3 separate regions of the Homo sapiens genome follow, and all the other regions are linked to region 1. The links are chromatin loops, found by intact Hi-C in ENCODE. Cell type or tissue: A673. All regions are shown on one strand.

Region 1 (8,000 bases):
TGCCGTGAACCGCTGTGACCCCCAATCTACCACCCCATCTCGCGCCCCCAGCGTCCTAGTCGCCCTGTATCTGCCCAGCCTTCCCCCTGTCCATGTACCTGGCTGGTTGGTGGCGCTTGGGACGCGGTTGTAGGCGCCGCCGTACTGGTGGTAGGAGCTAGCGTAGCTATAGTCGGCATAAGCTTTGGCTGGGTAGCTCCCGGCGGAGCCGTTCACGCCGTGATACTGATACTGGTAGGGGTTGAGAGCTTTGCCATAGGAAGCCGAGGTAGGAGAGCAGTAGCCGTGCGGGGCTCCCCCCGTAGGGCTGTAGTAGTCAGAATCGGTAGCTGAAGACTCGGGCAAAGTTGGCGATTCCTGAGACGGATGGTGCATAGCTGCGGACGTCTGGAACGGAGCTTGGAAGTCGCCGGATCGGATGCTGGGGACCCTTCTGTCAAACACTCCTGTCATCGCTCACGGGCGGCGGCAGCGGCTGTCCTTGCTGTTGTGGCGGCGGCAGCTGCCCTAGTTGGCTGTGGGGCTGCTCTGGTCTAAGCAGACATGGCTGTGGGAGCGAGGGAGGAGGAGGAAGAGGAGGAGGAGAGAAGGAGGAGGCGGCGGCCGCGGCGAGGAGGAGACTGGGAGTCGTGAAGTCTCTGTCTCCGGCCGGCTGACTGCTGGCTGAGGCGCAGCACAGCCTTGGTTAAATCCTTAATTGCGCGCTTACGCACAGCGGGGTGGATCTGGTTCTATTGGCCAGGGCCTCGGGAGCAACAGTAACACCCTAACTCGTCCAACTAGTTTTAGCACAACAAAGCATTGCTTAAAAAGGGGGTGGGGGGTACTGAGGGGGTGTGTGTGTTTGTGTGTGTGCGCGCCCGCGCGCTTGTGTGTGTTTTTGCTTGTTGTGGAGTGGGGAGGGGTCTTAGTCTATCTGTTTTTAGTAAATTCCAAAGACATCGCAGAAGCCACAGCACAAGGCTCTGTGATGTCTGGGGACAATGTGTTCCAATCAGAAGCCTCAAAAGTGCACATGTTTTGGGAATGAGGTGGGCGACCATCTTTCCTTGCTTCCCACTACCCCGCCCCCGTGGGCTGCACCAAAGGCGAGTGTAGAATTAAACACTGATACTGAAATAGGGAGTCAAGGTGCAGGGAGTGGGGAGCGGGGGGATGTAGGATGGAGGCAAGAAGGAAGGGAAACAGCATTTTTTTTTTTTTTAGTGGAGTGTTGGGAAGCAAGTTGTAACTTACATGTTTTGAAAATTTGCTCTTTGGGGAAAGAGGCAACTTCCTTTGCAGGAGATGAGTATCTCCCGGACGCGGGCTGGACAGGAATGCCCAAGAAGGCACAATGTCCATTAAGCCGGTGAATGGCAGGGAGAGTTCCTGCAGCCCAAAGTCCTTATAATGACTTTTAAAAATTACTGTCTTAAACACATATAACTTAAGGAAGCCCAAATCCTCGTTGCTGGCTTGCAAAAAGAGCCAAACAGCTCCACTTCTGTTTAATATTTTCATCTATTTTCAAGACATTGGAATAAAGGCTCTTTAACTATGTTCAGTGGCCAAAGACTCCCGCAAAGGTGAATGGATCCATGTATAACCTGCCATACCTCCAGGAAAGAATGGGAAAGTCTCGGAAGTGGGGAAGGAGACAAGGATCAAAGCCTTTGCAAAGTCAGATGATGCTCATTGATTTCCCCCTCCTGGCTCCATGAATGTGGCCCAGTCTCTCCATTTCCCAGACCCGGGTTTCTGTACCCTCTCCCCTTTATTTCCTGCTGCAAAGACATCCTACTTAGCTCGTATGCAAGGGAAGAAAGGATTCAAGAATCATTCAGTTGATACACGAGATCTAAACTTTGCTCTTCAGGAGGTGCTATCCTTGTTCTAGTCGTGATTCAGCTGGGAGTTTAGAAATTCAGCATAAAAGTCTCTCCCAATCCCCATTGTTACTCCCCTCAAATAGGCAACTCCGCGGACTAGATCCTGATTTGGGGCCTTCCTACATCTTCCTTTACGGGGTCCAAGACCGGCAATCTGGGAGTTCCACAGGCTATCTAGGGTTATCTGGCCTCCCCTCCGTTTTCCCTCCTACCGAAGAAGAAAGCGTCTGTGTTAGTTGTGTCTAGTATTAGTTTAGCCTTACTTGGAGTGTGGAGCCACTCGGCCTAAAACAGGCCGACGGGTAGAGGTAGGGTGTCTGGAACTCAGAGCAAGATACAGCCCCGCTCAGGAACTCCAAAGCAGAGCTGCCGTGCGTGCACCAACTCCCTGCCTTTGCGGTCTGGACTGCACCAGAAAAACACAGCTATTGTCGCACTTCCTTTCGGGGGAAACTTCAGCACCGGGAGACTGGCGCCCAGCAGCATTCTCCTTCTCCCACTGGCCCGAGTCACGAGCTTTGGGCCTGGGCTGCCGCGGGCTTCTCTGAGATAGACTTCGGGGTAAACAGAGCTGCAGCTGCCAGCCAGCCCTGACTTGACGCTGTCGATTACCGACAGGCTGTTAACCGTCTAGATGTAGGCTGTGAGGAGCTAAAGAACAGGAGGGAAACATGGGTCTGCGGTCCTGGGCTCTGCTCTGGAGAAGTTATCGGCGCCCATCGAGTCACCTGATACACACTGCCATTTAATTACAGAAATCGCTTCCTCAGATCAATGCCAAGGACAGTTCAAAGCACCTCCCGGCAAAGACAAGTGGGCAGGGAGCCAGGCCTCCCTTCCTCTGGTCCCCTATCTTCGACACTTTTGGTTAAATAGAGATTTGAGTTACCACATGGTTATACTGAACAGGGTGTTCCTAGCAATGCCCTTACACCTTGCTGAGATGGCAGATTCTAACCAGGATGGGATTGGAAGCTGCAGAATTGGGGCAAAATTTAGAAGTTCGGGATCCGATTGAAAATAATGTTACAATGTCAAATTAGTTCTAGACCTTGCTAAATTTCACCCCCCCAAAACCCCGCAGTCAAAATGGACATTCTTTCCCACATTTCATAAAAGACAAAAAGGAGTGGGCCGGGAGGGAAGAATTTAACTTCTTTGTTTCGGTTCCTAAAGCGTTAGAACGTTGGCCCTCACGCAGACTTGAGCCATTCTGCTGCTGGGTGAGACCAAATCTGGATGTGTCTCTACAGGTCCAGAGCCTCAACTTTCTTGATTTTGTTCCTCTTTTCAAGGTTGACCCCACTCCCCACTCCACCCCTTCCTTAAAGGCAGCCGGGAGGGAGAGGAAGCACTAAGTTAAAAGCAGCGGAGAGTCTGTTCACAGTACAGTTTTATTTAATTTCACAATATAGGCATTGTAGCTCTGTGCACTGCCGGCTGCTCTGCGGGCCTGTCTGCGGCTTCGGACCCACGCTCAGGACATACACCGGCCAGTATCCCGGCTCTCGGAGCAGCAAACTTTTGCTGGTGTTGTGAGGGAGTTCTCACACTAGGGCCTCCAGCTTTGTCCTAAGGCCAGCGGGCTGGACGCTATTGCCTCTCAAAATCCACCGACAAATCCAGCCGTGGAGAAACAGCCCCACGGCATCAAACTCTTCCAGCAGTGCGCTTCCCGCTGAGACACGTAGGAAGAATGTAAGTAATTTCATCTTTTAGTAGCTGAAATCTGCAAAGGGAGGGAAGGGGAAGTAGCGGGAGGGAAGCCCTAAGATAAGTGCAAGTCTTTACCACGAGCGCCACCCAGTGTCCTCGAGCAACATTGCGCAAATGGCAAACCCCAAGCTCAGTCACTGGCCAGACACCAACTGGTCCTTAGTGTTAGAGTTCACTTCCAGGTGGCTTTCTTTCTCTGTACTTCCAATACATCTTTCTCTCAATTCCCATGCCCTTTCCTTTCCTTCTTGTACATTCATACTTTTCCTTCCTCCTCCCACCGGCTCACCTTTTTCTGGGTCACCTTTTTCTTGGTGCCCCCTGTCCTATCCCTCAATTCTTAGGTGTAAGGCGCTCCTTCAGTGTCCCCACCTGGGGTGACTGGAAGGCATCAAGGATGACTCTCCTTTCCTAGCCTTTTATTATTATTATTATTATTATTATTATCATTATTATTATTATTATTATTTGGACAGAGTCTTGCTTTGTTGCTCAGGCTGGAGTGCAGTGGCATGATCTTGGCTCACTGCAACCTCTGCCTCCTGGGTTCAAGCGATTCTCTTGCCTCAGCCTCCTGAGTAGCTGGGATTACAGGCATCTGCCACCACGCCCGGCTAATTTTTGTACTTTTAGTAGAGGCAGGGTTTCGCCATGTTGGTCAGGCTGGTCTCGAACTCCTGACCTCAAGGAATCCACACAACTTGGCCTCCCAGAGGGCTAGCATTACAGATGTGAGCCACCGCCCCCGGCCGCCTTTCCTAGACATTTGTGAAGAAGCAGGCCCTCCTTTAGTTAGATGAGGTGCTTGGGAAGCTTTCGGTCATTCACTACTATGGGCTGAAAAGAGTGCCACTGAGTGTGCAGGGAGAGAGCCGCAGAAGGGGGTGGGGTAGCAGAAAATCTTAATAACAGCATTTACTCAACTTTCTCCATGTAGCCTATCTGGAGATCTGTTTACTCATAGAAGTGCCAACAGTAGAACACCTTTTCTTTTGGGCTTGAAACTCAGAAAATTCAGTGCAGTTGAAAATATTTAATTTACGAACTTAAGATATTTTTAATATGGAAACTTTCATTTATATAAAACATTGTACACATCAATTGGATGTGCATAATTCAGGTAAATAAAGGACCCCTTAATATGATGCTAGCATTGTATAGGCATACTTGGTATAAAAAGCACTTTGACTTTATCAGTAGAATACTCATTCTTTAAAAGTCCAGTTTTGGGGGTGAGGTTTATTTTTCTTTTTATTTGCACTGCTTTATCCATTATCTTTTTTTATCTGTCCAGTGAAAAATGCTCTGAGCAATTCACTCTTATCATGATCCATTTAGAGTACTTTTCATCCCAGAAATCTCAAACACAACAAAACTGGTTAAGTCAAACATTTTGTGGAGGTAGACCTGAGTAATCATTTTATTACAATGGAGCTGCAGTTATCTTTGAGCTGGGGCACTAAGGCCGTTTAATAACTTAAGGTAACAGCTCTGAAATATTCAATTTGATATTTGTATAGAAAAAGCACATTTCTTGGAACTAGGGTGGGATGAAAAGATAGGAGTTATGATTGCAAAAGTAGCAAAGGCTTTCAAAAATAGCACAAGTTGTTGGTCACTGGTTTTGGCAATGCAACTGAATGGCCTTTGTCTCCCAATAGAGGGCTAGGCACACTGACTTGGATCTAGCATTCAGAGGTGGTTCATCTGAGTTAGGAAAACTATTTAATTCCCCATGTAGGTTCAAACTTCTTCCCATGTGTTTATGAGGCTGAACTAACTAGGCCCAAGCTAAAATGTTTAGGAGCCCATTTAAATCAACAGTGAGCTTATCTAGGGAGAGAGAAGAGGGAAAGTGGGTGTGAAGGGTAACAGGATAAATAGAAAAAAGGTTTCCTCCCATGCTGAAATTAATTATAATATCCCCTTGCCCTCAAGAAAAATGTGTTTGGAGTTAAAGAGCATCCCCAACAAAGTAAATCTCAAAGGATTCACTAGTAGGCAATTATATAAATATTCTGAATAAATTAAAAATCCCCAGAGGGAAAAACTATTTTCCACTTAATTCCAACCTAATAAGATTTTTGGTTTATTTCCAAATGATAGGGCAGATCATAGACTTCTACACGTTTTGTTTTTATAATTAAGACATTAAAATATGTTTATTCATTTAACTTAAACATAACTAGCTAGGAAAACGCCTTAAGTATCCACTCAAATCTATTCTCTATGAGACAAATTTAATATACCACAGCTGAAAACACTTCAAGTTCATCTAACTAGGAAGTAAATGGGATTATATTATTATATGTCTTTGCAAACTGAAATTGAGGCATATTCTTCATCCTAAATTCGGATTTCATCTTCTTGAAAGGAAGGTTTGGCTGTGGTACTATTTACAAAACCTTTATTCTTCTTAAAGATATACAAATATTCCAAATTCTAAAAATACCCCTTGTGGAGTTAAAAGAAAAGTAATTGACAGACAGGAATTCAGAGCAATGATCCACCTCTTGCAAGGAAATAGCAAGAGTGAAGCTTCAGTCATCTTTAATAACATCCTAATTCCAAGATCTATTTAGAATTTTAAAGTTCATTGATCCTAAGCCACTGTATTTTATGATCTGACAATATTGTATGCAGAGATGCAGAAAACCAATTCTGAAGCCAAAGCCAGATTATTCAAACACTGTGAGCTGCGTAAAACTTGGCCCACAACGTACATGCACAAGGGCAGATGGTATAATTTTATAGGCATTTTTACCATCTGCCCTAATTATATCATTTTAATAGATTAAAACAAACAGAAAGAAAATACAAAACCTTTCTCTACAGCTGTGTTTACTACCTTTACCTTTTATAAAGAAAAAAATTCTTAAACAGGCAACCCCAGCCTGAGATAAGAGGTTTCCCTGCTGTGTTACACAGCACAATCAGTCGAAGCTGCAGTGCCCACCTGGACTTGCATCCCTCTGTGCTCCTGCAGAATAAAATTAAGGCAACAGAAAGGAAAAGTCAATAGCTTTCCAAGTGAAGTGTAGCTGACAGCAATGGAGTCACTTTTAAAAATTGTGGGCAGAAAAGATACGTTATTTGCAGCAAGAAGCTTAGTAATACTCAATGTATATAGCCCATGGGCAGTTAAGCAAAATTTTACTTTTTCAACATTAAGTCTTCAGTTTTATTTTATTTTACTGTTTCAACATAGCAGGCTCTTGGATGGTACATGTAGCAAAGTATAATAAACATATACCTTAGTATAATTTATTGCTGCATCCTGATTTATAATTTTGGGCATATAACTGCATGTGTCCAGTAGTTTGTGTGCATTCCCCTGTTGATGCATGCGTTTCAGTTGGTTACTTAGCGAATCAAGGAACACTGTAGTTGTTGCTCCAACTTTTGGACAGACCTCACTTTGCAGACAACCTACTATGCGTCTGCATGCACCACTATTAGTCTAAAATGAGGTTTAGGGATGTCTGGAATTTTTCTTACAAGTTCCAGGAATCCTTGGAGTTAGAGAAGGAAAAGATACTTATGACACTCGGGATGTTAGCAAGGTATATACCAGCATTGCATTAAATAATTTCTTAGAATAAAAAAAGCAAAATTGGAAATCAACAAATCAGATAAACAAAAACTATAGGCAAGAAAAACTGTCTTCATACATGAAAAAATTCAGAATGTACCATTATTCCCTACAGTTCTCTGTTGCCTTCTTTGTTATTTGAGTCTCTAGCTGCTTCATGGGTACACTGTTACAGCCTTTTTACACATGCCATTCAAGAGATTCAGACACATTTAGGGTTATGTTATAGAGTAACTGTGCTAGGTTGCTAGCAGTTAACCTGCATAGCAAACTTGGAGAGGATAGGAAGAATGTTTTAGCATCAGGATAAATAGATGAACCAAAGAGGATATCATATTTGCTAAAGTGATAATACTTTTAATGGAATTATTCCTGAAGCCTGTTAATTTGGCACAAAAATAGGGCGGAAAGTATCTAATAATTAAAATTGCCTGGTAAGTCTTCCTAACTTATAAGAATAATGGAAGAGATTAGAAGAGAAATAGGCCAAAGAACAGAAAGCAAAATGATAGAAATAGATCTACTTTGCACTCTGAATTAAAATAATCACTGGGGAACATTCAGGAAAAAGTACTTGTCCACCCGAGGACTGTCTTTTAGGGAACACTTCTCAGAGAAGTTGGAATGAAAGTCACTTCTTTGTGACTCCCTTTTACTAGGGTCATTAAAATTCAACATGGCCTTAAAAATCACAGTTTAGGAAAAATGTTCTGTAAATGTTTCGAGTACGTTATTGGGCTCCATTCCTCTTCAGAGTCTTATGGCGAGTATTTGGCATGTCTTGCAAATTTTATAGACCTTTAAATGGTTTTTCCCAAAGG
Region 2 (8,000 bases), 800 kb before region 1:
AGTCAAATTTTCCTAGGACTCTAAGTTTCAGGATTTTATGTTAGCTTTCTGTTCTCTACACCTTCTTTCCTACTCACAAGTTCTCTTCACCCTTCATCATGCATGCACATGAACATGCACATACACACACACACATGCACACACAAACACACAGGTGCACATGCACACACAGGGACAGCAGCCCCCAGTCCAGTCTCTCCACTCCCTGACAGGCTTCTAAGGAACAGTTAACCTTCAGGCAGTAGTTAACTAAGGAGTGGCTTCACATGGTTATTTTGATTTGCTCTCCAACTGACATTCTTCCACCTTCTCAACAGGTCTGCCTTCTTTTCTCCCCCTCTCTATTTTTAAAATGGAGTGATGAAGTAGCAAAAAGTACAATATTTTAGCCATTTGAGCACGGGCGATTCTTAAATTATCCCACCAACTGGAAGTGCTCTCTGATACTACTATCTTTCAAAATTGAAGCCATTATGGTCAATCGTGCAAATCCGTATTTAGCTTTTCGTAAATAGTGGATTTTTGACCCAATGAACTGGAACAGTTTCTGGACAGTCTCTAGGATCTCTGAAAAGATACTCAGTACCCAGGCATGCCACAATTCTTATCAACATAGAGACTATTTACTTTCAAAACTCATACTGTTCTTATTCGAAATTCTTACTCTCTATTTGGGATGTAAGCATGTATAAGAGAATATACTCAGCCCCCTCTTTACCTCTCATAAAATAAAATCAAATCTACTGCAGGGCAATATTTTTCTTTCATCAAAATGACACATTATTTTTGTGAAACACCAAAATCAGAACCAATATTAATGAAGAACTTTCCCCAAGTAACGTTTCTTCTGATTCTTCACCACCTTCTCCCTCAGCTATCTTTTCGAATATTTCATTTTCGAAGTGTCTTTACAAAGACAGTAACAAATGACCTTCCTTTCCAGCAAGCTTAAAAATGATGGGTAAAGTCTGCCTTCTTCCAATCCAATACCAGCATTCCTCTAGCTTTATATATTTAATATTAAATTTGAGTGCTTAACTTCGAAACTTCTCATTTCCATACTTTTAACTCCCATCATTTTCTGCAACCTGAATCGAAGTGACTGAGTGGGTGTTTCCACACATTTCCTAATGTCATCTAGCCTACCCATTTTCCCAAAGCACACCAATTTCATCATAGCAGGTGTTCCTGGACACAATCTAAGTTGAACTCAGAAAGGGTCCCTCCAAACAATTACATCCACATCAGAGAATTAACTAACTGAGGACTCGCTTAGAATTAAGAATTAACTAGCTTAGAAATCGCCCCGGTTCTGTGGGTTTTGTTTAGTGGGAGAGACACAAGAGAAAAGTTGGTGCAAATATAATAAGTTTGCTAAACTACAATTTAAACAAAGTTAAATAGATTTATTTTTTCCGCAGGACTTCTCAGAGCCTTAATAAATTAAAAGTTCCAGGCTTTATGATTCTCTCTTAGGAGAGCCCTTTTCCACATGCCACTTATTAACATAAACAAGAAACGCTTCTCTATAGTTACTAAACTTACAATATATTTCAATAGTGAAGATTAAAGGACAAAAGGTCACTGTAGTTTCCAATAAAGGGCAAAACTGGACCAGTTTCTTTCAGACTCCATGCTAACTGGCAGAGCTGCAGTGGCGAGCCAGCCCAGGCCTCCCAGTGTGGCACAGGGTGTAGACTAGTTTCTTCCATTTTGGTCTTCATGAGAATCAGAACCAATTCCCTTTCAGAGGTCTCACTAGCCAGCCAACCAAACAGTTCTTTCTGTATTTTATTTTGTTTATTTATTTTTGAGACAGAATATTGCTCTGTCACCAGGCTGGAGTGTGGTGGCACGATCTCGGCTCACTGCAACCTCCACCTCCTGGGTTCAAGTTATTCTCCTGCCTCAGCCTCCTGAGTAGCTGGGACTACAGGCACATGCCACCATGCCCAGCTAATTTTTGTATTTTTAGTAGCGACGGGGTTTCACCGTGTTGGCCAGGATGGTCTCGATCTCTTGACCTTGTGATCCGCCCGCCTCAGCCTCCCAAAGTGCTGGGATTACAGGTGTGAGCCACTGCGCCCGGCTCTTTTTGTATTTTTAATAATTCGTTAGTTACTCTACATTTACTTCAGTTACAGAAAAATGTATTTTCCAATCTGTCTCTTGTATTATATATAGGTTGTCTGATACATTTTGTTTCTTCATATATCCAAAACCAAAAGGCATCCAAAAACTGATTATCATTACATTTTGAAGTCATACATAAACTATTCTACAATCAATGTCTTTAACAGCAATGCTGGAAAAGTGTTAAATAAGATATATGTCTACTAGTTCAACTGCCCCTCTATAAAAAGCAGCTTTTATCTTTAAAGGGCAGCTCACTGACCTCTGTGAGATTTGCTAAAACCTACACAATTTTTCCCCAGGAAAAAAAAAAAGCTCATTTAGACGAAATATTACAAACAACCATAGCCATTCACAGACTCCCTGATACTTATCCAGGCAAAGAGTTGAGAACCCTTGACTTTAAAGTTTAATTAAAAACTGCAGAACATAAACATGCACACACCATCATTACCACCAACACTTGTAATGAAATTGGGTTACATTCAGGTATTAAGGATAACTTTAAAATTGCACGTAAAACATATTTCATGAAATCTTGTTCAGTGTACTGAAAAATAAATTTAAAAAGTCAAAGGAAGAGAGAAACATGTAATAGCATAATGCAAGAAAACATTTGGGAGTTTAACCTAAGAAACTGGTATTGTATAGATCATACTTTGAATTTTCAGGGGGTCTACTTGTGACTTTCCTCAGATAAAAGCAGGTATTCAAGCTCTCGGCTAGGCACGGTGGCTCACGCCTGTAATCCTAGTACTTTGGGAGGCCGAGGCGGGTGGATTGCCTCAGCTCAGGAGTTCCAGACCAGCCTGGGCAACAACGGTGAAACCCCATCTCTACTAAAATACAAAAATTAGCTGGGCGTGGCGATGTGCGCCTGTAGTCCCGGCTACCCGGGAGGCTGAGGCAGGAGAATTGCTTGAACCCGGGAAGCAGAGCTTGCAGTGAGCCGAGATTGTGCCACTGCACTCCAGCCGGGGCAACAGAGCGAGACTCCATCTCTGAAAAAAAAAAAAAAAAAAAAAAAAAAGTAGTATTCAATCTCTCTGCTACTGTGGAGCTAGGCTATTAATGTGGTACAACAACTTAAGAAATATCAGTAAGTAGGAATAGGTAATGTCTTAAATTAGCATTATAAGATACATCACTGGTATATATGCCAAATAGTTCAGATCGACAGTTTCATTAAACACACCCACACATCCACACAGGTACTCTTTCTTAAAACCCACAATGGAAATGTTTTGCACCCCCCGCAACATTAAATAAGAAATACAGTAACAGGAAAGTGTCTGAGAAACTATCACTCACAACATGTCTGTACCAACCTGCTCACACACCAGGTAAGTCCTTCCAAACCCTGACTTTCAGCTCTTCCACTCACAAAGTGGGGTGACTATACGCTGGCTTCACATAGATACTGTGAAGCCTAAATAATGATCACTGGCATGGTACCCCTGGCTTTGCCCCACTCTAGTCAACTCAGCAAAAATCATCTCTTCCAAGCATCATTCTGATCCTATCCCTGTCCTCCAAAGACCTTGTAGTGACTCCTAATTGCTTCTCATATGAAATAATTACTCTTGCTTAAGGGCCCGGCCCTGTCGTTGGTGCCCTGACAACCACCCTCCCAAGTACTCAGGTCTCTTAAGCTGCACCCCTCAATCAAGGGCCTCCTCTACTATGGTTCCCCTCTATCCTCAACCTGGACACAGACCATCTCCTCACCCTTCCCTATCGTCCTGTGATTCTCCCCTTCAGTCAGAATTCTGTTCATATCAAAAGATAAAGCTTTTCTGGGTAAAACTCACATCGTGTGCATCTCAACAAGTTATCCAGATAGCTGGAACCAAGGCAACTTTCTATGTACACTGGTAACTCTAAGCCAGGTACGTTCTCTTCCTTATTACTTTCCACCATAGTGAAAAAAAATCGTAACTAATGCATTTGCCTATTGTTCTTTACTTCATGAAAAATATTAAATCCTTCTAATGTCTGATACAGACTGAGACCACAATGGGCTAACTGACACCTATCTGGATTACAGTGGGCTTGCTCCAAAAGCATGAGTATCAACACCAGAGGGAGGCAGTGTGGCACAGTGAAGAACAGTCAGCCAGGATCAGGCTGCTCTCCCAGCTCCATCACAGGCAACACTATGACTGTGGCCACTTACTCAACTTCCCCATGTCTATTTCCTCTACAGAAAATGAGAATTATAATAGTATAGACCTTCTAGGCTACAATAATTAAATAATAAATTATACCAAAAATACTTAGCCCAGAGGTTGGCATGTATTTTAAAATAAAAATGATGGTTACCTTACTTCTCTCATGAGATTATGTAAAACCACATATCTTGGGAACAGAACAAGACCAGTAGCTACCACCTGGTTCTTCTTCCTTTCCTTTGGCCCCCTTCCTCTCACCCATGGCCAATCGGGAGCCAAGTCATACAGATTAGCTCTCAGGAACAGCCCAGTGTGCAGTGGCTCATGCCTGTAATCCTAGCATCTTGGGAAGCCAAGGCGGGAGGATTGCTTGAGCCTAGGAGTTTGAGATTAGTCTGGGCAACATAGTTAAACTCACCTTTACGAAAATAAAAATAAAGTTAGCTGGACATGGTAGCGCCACCTGTAGTCCCAGCTACTCAGGACGCTAAGGTGGAAGGATCACTTGAGTCAGGCATGTTGAGGCTGCAGTGAACCCAGATCACTCCAGCCTGGGTGACAGACCTTGTTTCAAAAGAAAAAAAAAAAAGAAAGAAACCAAGAAAGAAAAAAAAAAGGAATGGCCCAGGTGGGGTCCCGAGATATGACTCCAGTCCAGGCCTCTGTTATTCCCAGCCTCCACTGTTTGTGGCACTTCCAAAGTGGCCATCACTTCCAGACCCCCACAGCTCCAACCCTTCATGGAATACAAAGCCCATATCATGCCAGTTCAGTATTAATGCATCTTTGGTCACTCCTCTAGATCTGCTCAGATAGCTTCCATGCTTTCTACCCACTTAGCCTGCTTTACATACAAACAGGATATTCTGACATCATATTTTTTGTATTTGTTTATAGTCTCTCTCCCTAAAACGTTCCTCAAATGTATCAAACAGACTCCGCGCTTAGAACCCGGGAAATGGCTATTATTTTCTGCCTGCGACAGTCTCCCCTCCTCCATCCCCATATCTACACGACCAATTACCTCACCTCTTTCAAAAAATGAAAATAAAATCTTTTTTTTTTGGTGGAAAAAAACACTTAACATGAGATCTACCCTTAATAGATTTTTAAGTGTACAAAATAATATCGTTAACTATCAGCACAATGTTGTGCAGGAGATTTCTAGAACTTACTCATCTTGCTTAACCAAAACTTTATGCCGGCTGATTAGTAAATCCCCATTCCCCCTCCTCACAGCCCCTGGTAGCCACCACTCTTTGATTCTATGAATCTGCCTATTTCAGGTGTCTCATATAAGTAGAATCATGTAATATTTGTCTTCTGTGGCTGGCTTATTTCACTCGTAGTGTCCTCAAGGTTCATTCATGTTGTCATGTATGGCAGGACTTTATGGCTGAATAATATTCTATGTATATAAATTTTCTTTACCCATTCAGCTGTGGATGGGCATTTAGGTCATTTCCACATTTGGCTGTTGCGAACAGTGCTGCGATGAACATGAGAGTTCTGATACCTCTTTGAGATCCTGATTTTTGGATAAATATCCAGAAGTGAGATTGGTGGATCATATGGTACTTCTATTTGTAAATTTTTGTCAGAATCTCCATAACTATTTTCCACAGGGACTGCACCAACACATTTACTATCTTACCCTTATAGAAAATGTTTGCCACCCGTGATCTAGTATAAAAAATAACACCATAAAAAAGAAAAGAAAGAAAAAGAAAACTATGTTGACATTCGAAACACTAAGTTTAAAGAGAAAAGACCTTAAATTTCAAAAACAAATTTGTGTAAATGTCTCCTCACATAATAGCACAGATTTATAATTAATATAATGACAGCTTATTCCCTTATTTATTATTTCTCTGCTTTGGTTACAAATGACTAGGCAATTAATATCATTTTTTCTTTCCTCTTCTTACCCTGCTTGTCTTCCACCATGATTTACTCCCTTTGAATACCCCTCCCATCCACTATGGTAACCAAAATTTGACAGTATTGGTAACATTCCAACTCACATAATTCTGAAGTTTCTTTAAATGTATTATATTCAATATGTAGTAAAATATATCTATTGAAATATTTATGAACTTTTAAGAAGGTAATACTTATTTGTTATCTCAAATATAAAATTCAGCTCACGTTTCTACTACCTTCCTTCTGAGGTACTTAGCACTGATTCATCCTTGGCAGTAGTCCTATCTGCAAAATTGTACACATGCACCAGCATCTTTAGATAACAAATAACATAGATGTGTTCCTTTCTCTTTCAAAATTTGTAGTGTTCATCAACTCAAAATTTCCAGAGTAGTGAGATATAGACAGACTAACACTTGTTATTAAATAAACTTTTATTTAAAAACTTTAAAAATTCTTAAAGGAATAAAACATTTATTTATACATATACATATAGATATTATACATATTCAAGGCAATAGCATGTGAAATCCCAGCAGGATGTTTGTGGAAATTAATGACTTACTCTAAAATTGTTTTGATAGTGAATAGGGCCAAGAATAGCCGAGATAATCTTAAAGAATAAAGTTGAAAACCTAACCAGATATGACTTATAAAGCTGTAGTAATTAAGATAGTATAGTATTAGCGGAGAATATACAATAATGTAAAAAGAATGGAGCATTCAGATACAGTCCCATACTGGATTTATGATAGTAGTACCACTGCAGTGCAATAAAGAAAAGAACCATCTTTTTAATAAATGGTGCCAGGCAATCGACATATCCTTGGGGAAGAGGGCCAGGGAAGAATCTTGACCTTTACCTTTAGTACCATGCAAAAATATAACAAATTCTAGAAAGATTAAAATGTAAATCTGAAAGGAAAGCAAACTTCTGGAAGATAACATAGGAGAATATCTTCCTGACCCGGAGGAAAACAAAGAATTTTTTTTTTCTGTTTTGAGCCAGAGTTTCGCTCTTGTCACCCAGGCTGGAGTGCAATGGCATGATGTCGGCTCACTGTAACCTTTGCCTCCTGGGTTCAAGCGATTCTCCTGCCTCAGCCTCCTGAGTAGCTGGGATTACAGGTGCTGCCACCACACCCAGCTCATTTTTGTATTTTTACTAAAGACAGGGTTTCACTGTGTTGGACAGGCTGGTTTCAAACTCCTGACCTCAGGTGATCCACCCGCCTTGGCCTCCCAAAGTGCTGGGATTACAGGTGGGAATCACTGTGCCTGGCCTAGATTTTTTAAACAGGACACAAAAAGAGCTATCCACAAAAGAAAATGCTGATAATTTGTACTACATTAAAATTAGAAACTTATGTTCCTCAAGACTCAAATGAGTTACAGTGCAAGTCACAGAGTAAAGAATCTGTGAAACATATAACCCTCAGAGGTCTTGTATCCAGAAAATACGCACATGACTGAAGAAGATAGCCAAATGGCCAATAAATATGGAAAAATGTCATATAACCCATTAGGAATCAGGGAAATAAATGCTCATTGAAGCCACACAGTGAGATATCACTAAAATAAAAATGGCTGATACCAACTGGCAAAGATCTAAAATAAAACCATCATGCAATGATGGCATGAGTGTTAACTGGTACCACTGAGAGGTGACAATGTGCTGGCAGTCCTCGCTCGCTCTAGGCGCCTCCTCGGCCTCGGCGCCCACTCTGGCCACACTTGAGGAGCCCTTCAGCCTGCCACTGCACTGTGGGAGCC
Region 3 (8,000 bases), 1.3 Mb before region 1:
AGCATTTGTGTAAAGGTAGATAAATAGATTCATGAAACAACGTAATGCAAGAGTTTGCAAACTTTTCTTAAAGAGCCATATAATCAATCTTTAGGCTTTGTGACCAGGAAACAAAATTGAGGCTATTAGGTAGGTATTTTACATAATCATTTGAAATGTAGCCATTTAAAAATGTAAAAGGCATTTTTAGTCCACGGGCATTAAAAATAGAGGCAGCTGATAAGACCTGGTGGACAGGTCATAGTTTGCCAACCCCTGATATAGAAAGTCCAGAAATAAACCCACATAATATGGACAACTGATGTTTTATTTTTGTTTTTTATCTTTATAAAGATGCAAAGGCAATGCAGTGGAGAAAAGATAAACATTCTAACAAATGATATTGAGAGAGTTGGCTGACTGTTCATATGCAAAAATATGACCTTGAATCCACAGCTCACACATATGCAAAAATTAAAATGGATCATGGACCTAAAGGTAAAACTTAAAACTATACAACTACCAAAAGAAAAGATAGAAGAATATCTACATGATCTTGGATTAGACAAAATTTTCTTAGATACGACACCAAAAGCACAATTCATGAAAGAATACTCTAATAAATTATGTTCCATGAATTAAAAACATTTACTCTTTAGAAAATAGTTAAGAGAATGAGAAAACAAGCCACAGAGTGGAAGAAAATATTTGCGAAACATATATCTGACTTGTTTCCAGAATACCTAGAATACATAAACAACTCTAAAACTCAACAATAAGAAACAAGTGAGCCTAATAAAAAATGAACAAAATAATTTTACAGAAATTTTACCAATGATGATACATGGATGATAAATTAGAACATGAATAGATGTTCATCATTAGTCATAGTCAAAGTCATAATAAGATACCACTGCCAACCTATCAAAGTGACTGAAATTAAGAAGGTCATTTAAATCAAGTGTTGTCAATTAAGTGGAGGAACTGAAACTCACACAGGGCTGGTGGGGATTTTGAAAGAGTATGACAGTGTCTGAAAATGCTAAACATTCACCTCCCATGTAATCCAGCCATGACATAATTAGTTATTTACCCAAGACAAAAGAAATATATCCTTATACAAAGACTTGTACATGAATGTTCACAGTAGCTTTGTTTGTAATAACCTAAAAATGAAAGCCAAACCAAATGTTTATCAATTAGTGAATGGATAAATTGTAACATACCTATACAATGAAATAGTACTAAGCAGTAAAACAAAATGAATTATTGGTACATGGAATAACATTGATATATTGCAAAATAATCATGTTTAATGAAAAAAGGCAGAAAAGAGTGTGCACTATATAATTTAATTTACATAAAATTTCAGAAAATGCAAAGCAATCTATAGTGATAGTGTATATTTATAGCAGTGCAATCTATAGTAAATTGTGTAATCTATAGTAACAGAGGTTGCTTGGGGATGGGAGGGAAGGTAGGAGTAGGACAGCAGATAACAGTAGGAGGGATGGAGGAGTTAAAAAGAAGAATGAGACATTTTTGGAGATGAATATGTTCACTTTCTTTATTGTGATGATGTTTAATAGGTCTATACAGATATCAAAAGTTTTCAAATTGTTGAGTTAAATATGGCCACTTTACTGTATGTCACTTATACCTCAATGGAGTTGTTTTAAAAACCTGCTCTCCAAAACGCATGGCTAAACACATGAAAACACAAGTCACATATTGGGAGAAAATTTTGCAAAATGCAGATAATCACTTCCACTTCCACTAAGATAGAGTAGACTACTTTCTTCTATCCTTCCAATATGTGTAACTAAAAATCCTGGACATTATGTAGAAGACAAACATAAGAATACTCTGAAAGGTGGAAAGAAGGAGGCAGACCAGCTAAAGATCTTGGGACCTAAGGAACACCACCATAGTGAGTTCCCTGGGTTTTCTTTTTGCCTTATCTATTACATACTTGGAGATAAGGAAACTGGCAAGCTAGAAACTTGAGTTGAAGCAGACAAAAATAGCCATGACAAAAGCCTGCTCTCTCTAGCCAAGTACTAAAAAAGGAGCAACCTGGCAAGATGTGAAGCTTTTAGACAATAACTACTCTACTCCAACCAAACACCACACAAGAGTACTGTAACCCCACTGCTACCAATGTCAGTAAAGGCCGAGTGGGAGCCTACACTTCCACCTTGGTAAGGCTGTAATGAAGCACCAACATGACAACGGAGGTGGTGTCAGAAGAGACCAAACAAGAAGCCGGAACTTTCATGTTTGCCAGCTTGTAATGAATCCCCCCATCCCACCATGGTGTCAGTGGAGGCTAAAGGGCGGTCTAGACTTCCACTCTTGCCTGTTAATAACAAGGAATCTCTTTCTTTCCTCTACTGAGTTGGAGAACAAAGAGGCCTAGTGGAGAGTCAGGCCTTTCACATTGCCCACTACTAACAAGGTCAACTCAGCCCTGTTAGTGGAGACCACACAGGGAGTTGCTGTATGAATGTATTCAGGTTTAAACAGAAAATCCCTTGTCAGGGAAGAGTCGGAAAGATATCAAATTGTATGAAAAAACAATAATCTATAGATGTCAACATTTATTTTTCAGCTCTGTTGTTTGGTGAATACTCATTTAGGATTGTTAAATCTTCTTGGAGGATTGACCTTTTTATCATTAGGTAACTATCCCTTTCTGTCTCTATTAATGTTCTTTGCTCTGAAGTCTATTTAGTATTGTATAATGTTAATAGAGGTTGGGAAGAGAGTACAGGTAGAGAATGTGGGTGTGGATGTGTTACAGAAGGGCAACATAGAGATCCTTCTGTTGATAGAAATGTATTTTTACTGTATAAGTGTCAATATCCTAGTTGCTATACTGTACTATAGCTTTGCAACATATTATAATTATGGAGAATTGAGTAAAGAGACACATAGGATCTTTCTCTCTCTCTCTCTTTTTTTTTTTTTTTTGAGTCTTGCTCTGTTGCCCAGGCTGGAGTGCAGTGGTGTGATCTCAGCTCACTACAACCTCTGCCTCCCAGGTTCAAGTAATTCTCCTGCCTTAGCCTCCCAAGTAGCTGGGACGACGGGCATGCACCACTATGCCTGGGTAATTTTTATTTTTATTTTTTATTTTTTTAGTACAGACAGGTTTCACCTTGTTGGTCAGGCCGGTTTCAAACTCCAGACCTCAAATGATCCACCCTTCTCGGACTCCCAAAGTGCTGGGATTACAGACGTGAGCCACTGTACTCGGCCTAATTATTTTTAGTAGAGACAGGGTCTTGCTGTGTTTCCCAGGCTGTTCTTGAACTCCTGGGCTCAAGCAATACTCCAGCCTCAGCCTCCCACTTAGCTGGGACTCCAGATATGTGCCACTATGAATAACTAGTTTTTAAATTGTTTGTGGCAACAGGATTCCACTATATTGCCCAGGCTGGTCTCAAACTCCTGGCCTCAAGTGATTCTCCTACCTTGGCCTCCCAAAGTGCTGGGATTACAGGCATGAACCACTGTGTCCAGCCTAACTTTAATTTTTTGATTCACCTTTCCAACTAAGGGTTTTACCCTATTGGTGTCCCAGTTTTATGCAGTGGTATCCTATATGACTTTAGTCTTATGGAGGCCTGAAGGTTTGCTTCTTGCAAACGTCCTGTGAGGCCACCAGATAAAAAATTCTGAAATTCCTCACTTGATTATCTTGTTCACTACTTTTTGTCTTCTGAATTTTTTTGATACCTTTCTACCTTAACTTTAAAATTTTCAGCTTGCAAATTTAGGAATTTCTTTTTCAGGAAAGTGAAAGTTTGTTTTTAATTATTTTATCTAGAGTTTTTGTGTTTTTTTTCCCTTAAAAGTATGTGTATATTTTTTTCTTTTTCTTTTCCTTTTTTCTTTCTTCTGTCATACTGCCAGAAATAAGAGTATTTCCACAGTACTATTAAGTAGTATATATTTAGTCTCATACAGTATGAGGGGGAGATTGAGAACCAAGAATCATGAATAGTACCTAGGTTCTATTCTTTACTAGCTATGTGATCCCCAATACTTTTCTCTTTTTCCTGTGTGTCATCTTTTCCTGGTAAAGAATGAAGGGCATGGGCTAAATGATATCTAAATCCTCATCGCTTAAAACTTGTACTGTTTCAATATTGTGGTATATTAGAACAACCACTGGCCTGGGAATCTGGAGTCCTGACTTGGTTCTTCTGCTTTCTAGCTTTCAGCTTTTAGACATGCCACTTTACTTTCTGAGTCATCATTTATTTGTCCACACACAAGAAAACAAAAGTGATAGTATCTACTTGACAAGATTGTTGTCAACATTAAATTAGACATTATTTATAAAACTTCTTGGCATGTAAGAGGTGACGATTAAGTCTTAGGAAGATCCACGTATACAGAATTCAAGGATCTCTCAGGTCCATTTACTGTTCCAAAAATCTATGATGTCAACTAAAGTTAGTGCTTAAAAAAGAAACGTTTTGCTGCAATTCTGACATGCACTCTCTAGAGGTCTCCATTACCAAACAAATCAATGTATGTTTTACTGTTGGTTATGGAAGTTCAGAAATGAAATCTATCAATCTCTTGTAAGATTCAACATTGTCCAAAGAGATTTTTTTTTTTGCGCTTTCTACATCGTATGATTTTTCTGGTCATATTTGCTCTCTTCTCTTTCAGGTTGCTGAAGAAGAATCTTACTCTAGGGCTCACTAGCAACTTTGGACTGGTGATGTATAAGACATTATATATTTCTGGGGTTTTTTTTTTGCTTTTTTTATTTACAAAAGGTGAATTTAGTTGTTTCTCTCTCATTCCCTTAGTTCAAAAATGATTAGCCCCAGATATTGCCCTATTCTTTTCCAAATTCTGGTTATACATCAAAATAAACAACCAAACAAAAACATAGGGTTAGGGGAGATTGGATGAAAGAAAGAAGAAGATGAAAGAAAGAAGAAAAAAACATTCAAAGGCAATGTTTTTCTTAACTGCTGTTCCCTTCAGTAAGATATATATTTCAGGCTGTGTCCACAGCACACACATATTTAACTAAAACAAACATTTGACAAAGCAATAGTTATCCTTACAGAGGGATATGACACTTTTATATTTCCTGTTCTAGTCTATCCTTTTTAATGGTGCTTTTGACACACTAATTAAGTCCATAAACCACGAAGGGATACCACCAATGGTTTGAAAATGATATCTTAAGGAGATGCAAAAATGTGAAAAGAGGGAGTTTCGTTTCATATGTAATACGTACTAACTGACCTAGACTTTGTGAAAGTGGTAAAAAAAATCACAGTGTGATTTCATTTCTATAAAGAATGCACATCCATATAGACTCCTTCAGGCTGGGTAGGAGGCAGTGCTGGGTTGTGCTTTCTTCTTTTTCTTTCTTTTTTTTTTTTTTTTTTTTTTTTTTGAGACGGAGTCTCACTGTGTCGCCCAAGCTGGAGTGCAGTGGTGCGATCTCGGCTCACTGCAACCTCCGCCTCCCGGGTTCACGCCATTCTCCTGCTTCAGCCTCCCCAGTAGCTGGGACTAAGGCACCCGCCACCACGCCCGGCTAATTTTTTGTATTTTTTAGTAGAGACGGGTTTCACCATGTTAGCCAGGATGGTCTCGAGCTCCTGACCTCATGATCTGCCCGCCTCGGCCTCCCAAAGTGCTGGGATTACAGGCGTGAGCCACTGCACCCGGACTGTGCTTTCTTTTTCAATCGAGGTTAGAGTTGGCCATGAGGGAACTTATATAAGATTTGGAAGGCAGAAGCAAAAGAGCAGCCATTACTCTCAGAAGGTCACTGTGGTTGGATATGGTGTTGGCCAATAGGTCAAACCTCCATGTCCATCTGCTCTTTCTTATGTCTTGCCCTGATATCCAATAGCAGCCACAGCTGATCAAAAGATGCTTGGCTACGGATCCACAGAGAGGTGGTTATGCAGAGGTAATAGCTTCCCATGCATAGCCTTCCACACGAGCTCCTGTTCTTGATCCCGCTTTGCTAGTTGAACATGCCTGCTGCTCAAATTTCCGTGCGAGCCTAGGGTTTGGCTTGCCTACACCACTGCTCCTAGGCACTCTGGCTAGGGACTTTGCTATCTGACTCCTCTTCCAGACTTTTGCTTCTCCAGTACTGCCCACATTTTTGTAAGATCTAATTCCTACTAAAAAAAAATTCCTCTTTCCATAATTCTTATCATGATTCTGCTTCTTTCACTGAATCCTGGATGATACAGATAAGTATCAATCAGTCAACAGTAGTTACCTCTGAAAACGGAAATAAAAGTGATTAAAAAAAAAACCATAAAGAAGGCTGCAGACTTTTCTTTGTAGATTTCTAAATTATTTGAAGTTTTACAATAAAAAATGTACTATTAAATCAAGTTTAGTCTAATGCTTCTCCTTACATATCTTAAGTTCAGCCTAAAGGTTTTTCTGTATATAGTAAACTATAACTTAAATGGAGACTGTAACCTACTCTTATGCCAATCACTGAGTTTTGGCCAATCAAAGGGGACCAATCGTTCAAACCGTGTTCAAATAAGGTAAACGCTAAGCTATAATCAATCCGACTGTTTCTGTATCTCACTTTTCCTTTACCTGTCTATAAATCTTCTTCCACCACATGGCTGCCCTGGAGTCTCTGAGCCTACTCTAGCTCCTGAGGCTGCCCGATTCTCAAATCGCTCTTTGGTTAATTGAACTCTGTCAAGTTTAATCTGGCTAAGGTTTTTCTTTGAGCAGTACTTATATATTACCTACATGATCAAAAGAAAAAATGAGAAAAAAGGAAAAGGATGTTTTAAAGATACTAAAGCACACCCAGAAACAGAAAAACAAAGTAGAACATAAAATTGCCATTTTCCAAATGTCCAAAAATGGATGTAAGTGACTTTTATATTCAGGTAAGTGACTGTAAAAGTAGTTGTGAAAAAAAAGATAACTGTTCTCAACTTTCCAAAAATTCAGTATCCTGGGGGAAAATGTGGGAGCAATGTGCCAGAGCCATGTTCTTCTGTCCTTAAAGTGCATAGAGATCACCTTGAGATTTGGTTCAAAAGTTGATTTTGATTCAATAGGTTTGGGGAGGGCCTCAAATTCTGCATTTCAAATCAATTTCCACTTGGTGTTGATAATATTGATTCACGAATCACACTTTGAGTAGCAAAATCCAAGGAAGCTGAAGAGACATAAAACCCAAATGCAATGCGTGAACTTAGATTGTTTATTGTTTCAAGAGGGAGAATAAAGCAATAAAAGTCATTTGGAGGACAATTATAATAGAAAAGTTAGAATGTGGACTGGACATTATAAAATATCATAACATTAATTTTGGGGGATAATATTACTATGATTCTATACAAGAATGTTCTTTTTAAGAAATATATTCTCCCAACTGGGCACAGTGGCTCAGGCCTATAATCCCAGCACTTTGGGAGGCCGAGGCAGCTGGATCATGAGGTCAGGAGTTCAAGACCAGCCTGGCCTAGATGGTGAAATCCTGTCTCTACTAAAAATACAAAAATTAGCCGGGGGCAGTGACAGGAGCCTGTAATCCCAGCTACTCAGGAGTCTGAGGCAGGAGAATCTTTTGAACCCAGGGGGCGGAGGTTGCAATGAGCAGAGATCATACCACTGCACTCCAGCCTGGGCAACAGAGTGAGACTCCATCTCAAAAAAACAAAGCAAGAAAAAAAAAAAGAGAAATACATTCTGATGTATGCAACTTTCTATAACTGTAAAGATAAATTCCTCTTGCTGTCAGTTAGTTTAAAAATGCATAATTAATTTAGTAATTATTTTTTCCTAAATACAAAGAAGTGAAGAAACAGAGGCAGAGAATGATAAGTAAATGGCTCCAAATAACCAGTAGTTGGAGGTGTAGTGTAAGGTGCTACTTTGGAAATGACGATTTTGAATTCTTCATGATCCAAGTGTTCCTAGAACACTGCAACAGCTGAGAACTGCCCCCATCCTCCAAGTTCCAGAAAAAGGCTTACTGCAAAGAA

The links. A loop is a pair of places that touch in the nucleus more often than their neighbours do. Peaks named below come from ENCODE experiments on the same cell type or tissue, not always from the same donor. Only the 100,000 strongest peaks of a DNase experiment are listed, where the experiment ranks them.
Region 2: it touches region 1 in a loop (3-fold over the local background); 5 of 110 quality-filtered maps call a loop at or near these places.
Region 3: it touches region 1 in a loop (10-fold over the local background); 12 of 110 quality-filtered maps call a loop at or near these places.

Annotation. Positions count from the first base shown.
Region 1 is chr7:97,024,171-97,032,170 of GRCh38, forward strand. It overlaps DLX5 (distal-less homeobox 5), which reads right to left and starts at 661. Exons shown (of 3, transcript NM_005221.6): 1 at 99-661. The coding sequence starts at 453. RefSeq lists enhancers at 167-883, 1,810-2,325, 3,404-3,603. In A673, a CTCF peak has its summit at 3,676 (motif pointing left); DNase peaks (open chromatin) are centred at 211, 671 and 3,631; H3K4me3 peaks cover 2,164 bases; H3K27ac peaks cover 2,486 bases.
Region 2 is chr7:96,220,653-96,228,652 of GRCh38, forward strand. All of the region lies in intron 4 of SLC25A13 (solute carrier family 25 member 13), which reads right to left. Among named protein-coding and RNA genes, the nearest start is that of MIR591, 4.9 kb to the left of the region's middle. In A673, a CTCF peak has its summit at 4,211 (motif pointing right); a DNase peak (open chromatin) is centred at 4,219.
Region 3 is chr7:95,714,517-95,722,516 of GRCh38, forward strand. It overlaps LOC105375409 (a long non-coding RNA gene), which reads left to right. Exons shown (of 4, transcript XR_927774.3): 3 at 2,591-2,660; 4 at 4,666-5,385. Among named protein-coding and RNA genes, the nearest start is that of DYNC1I1, 54 kb to the right of the region's middle. In A673, CTCF peaks have their summits at 4,495 and 4,694; DNase peaks (open chromatin) are centred at 4,495 and 5,155; H3K4me3 peaks cover 733 bases; H3K27ac peaks cover 409 bases.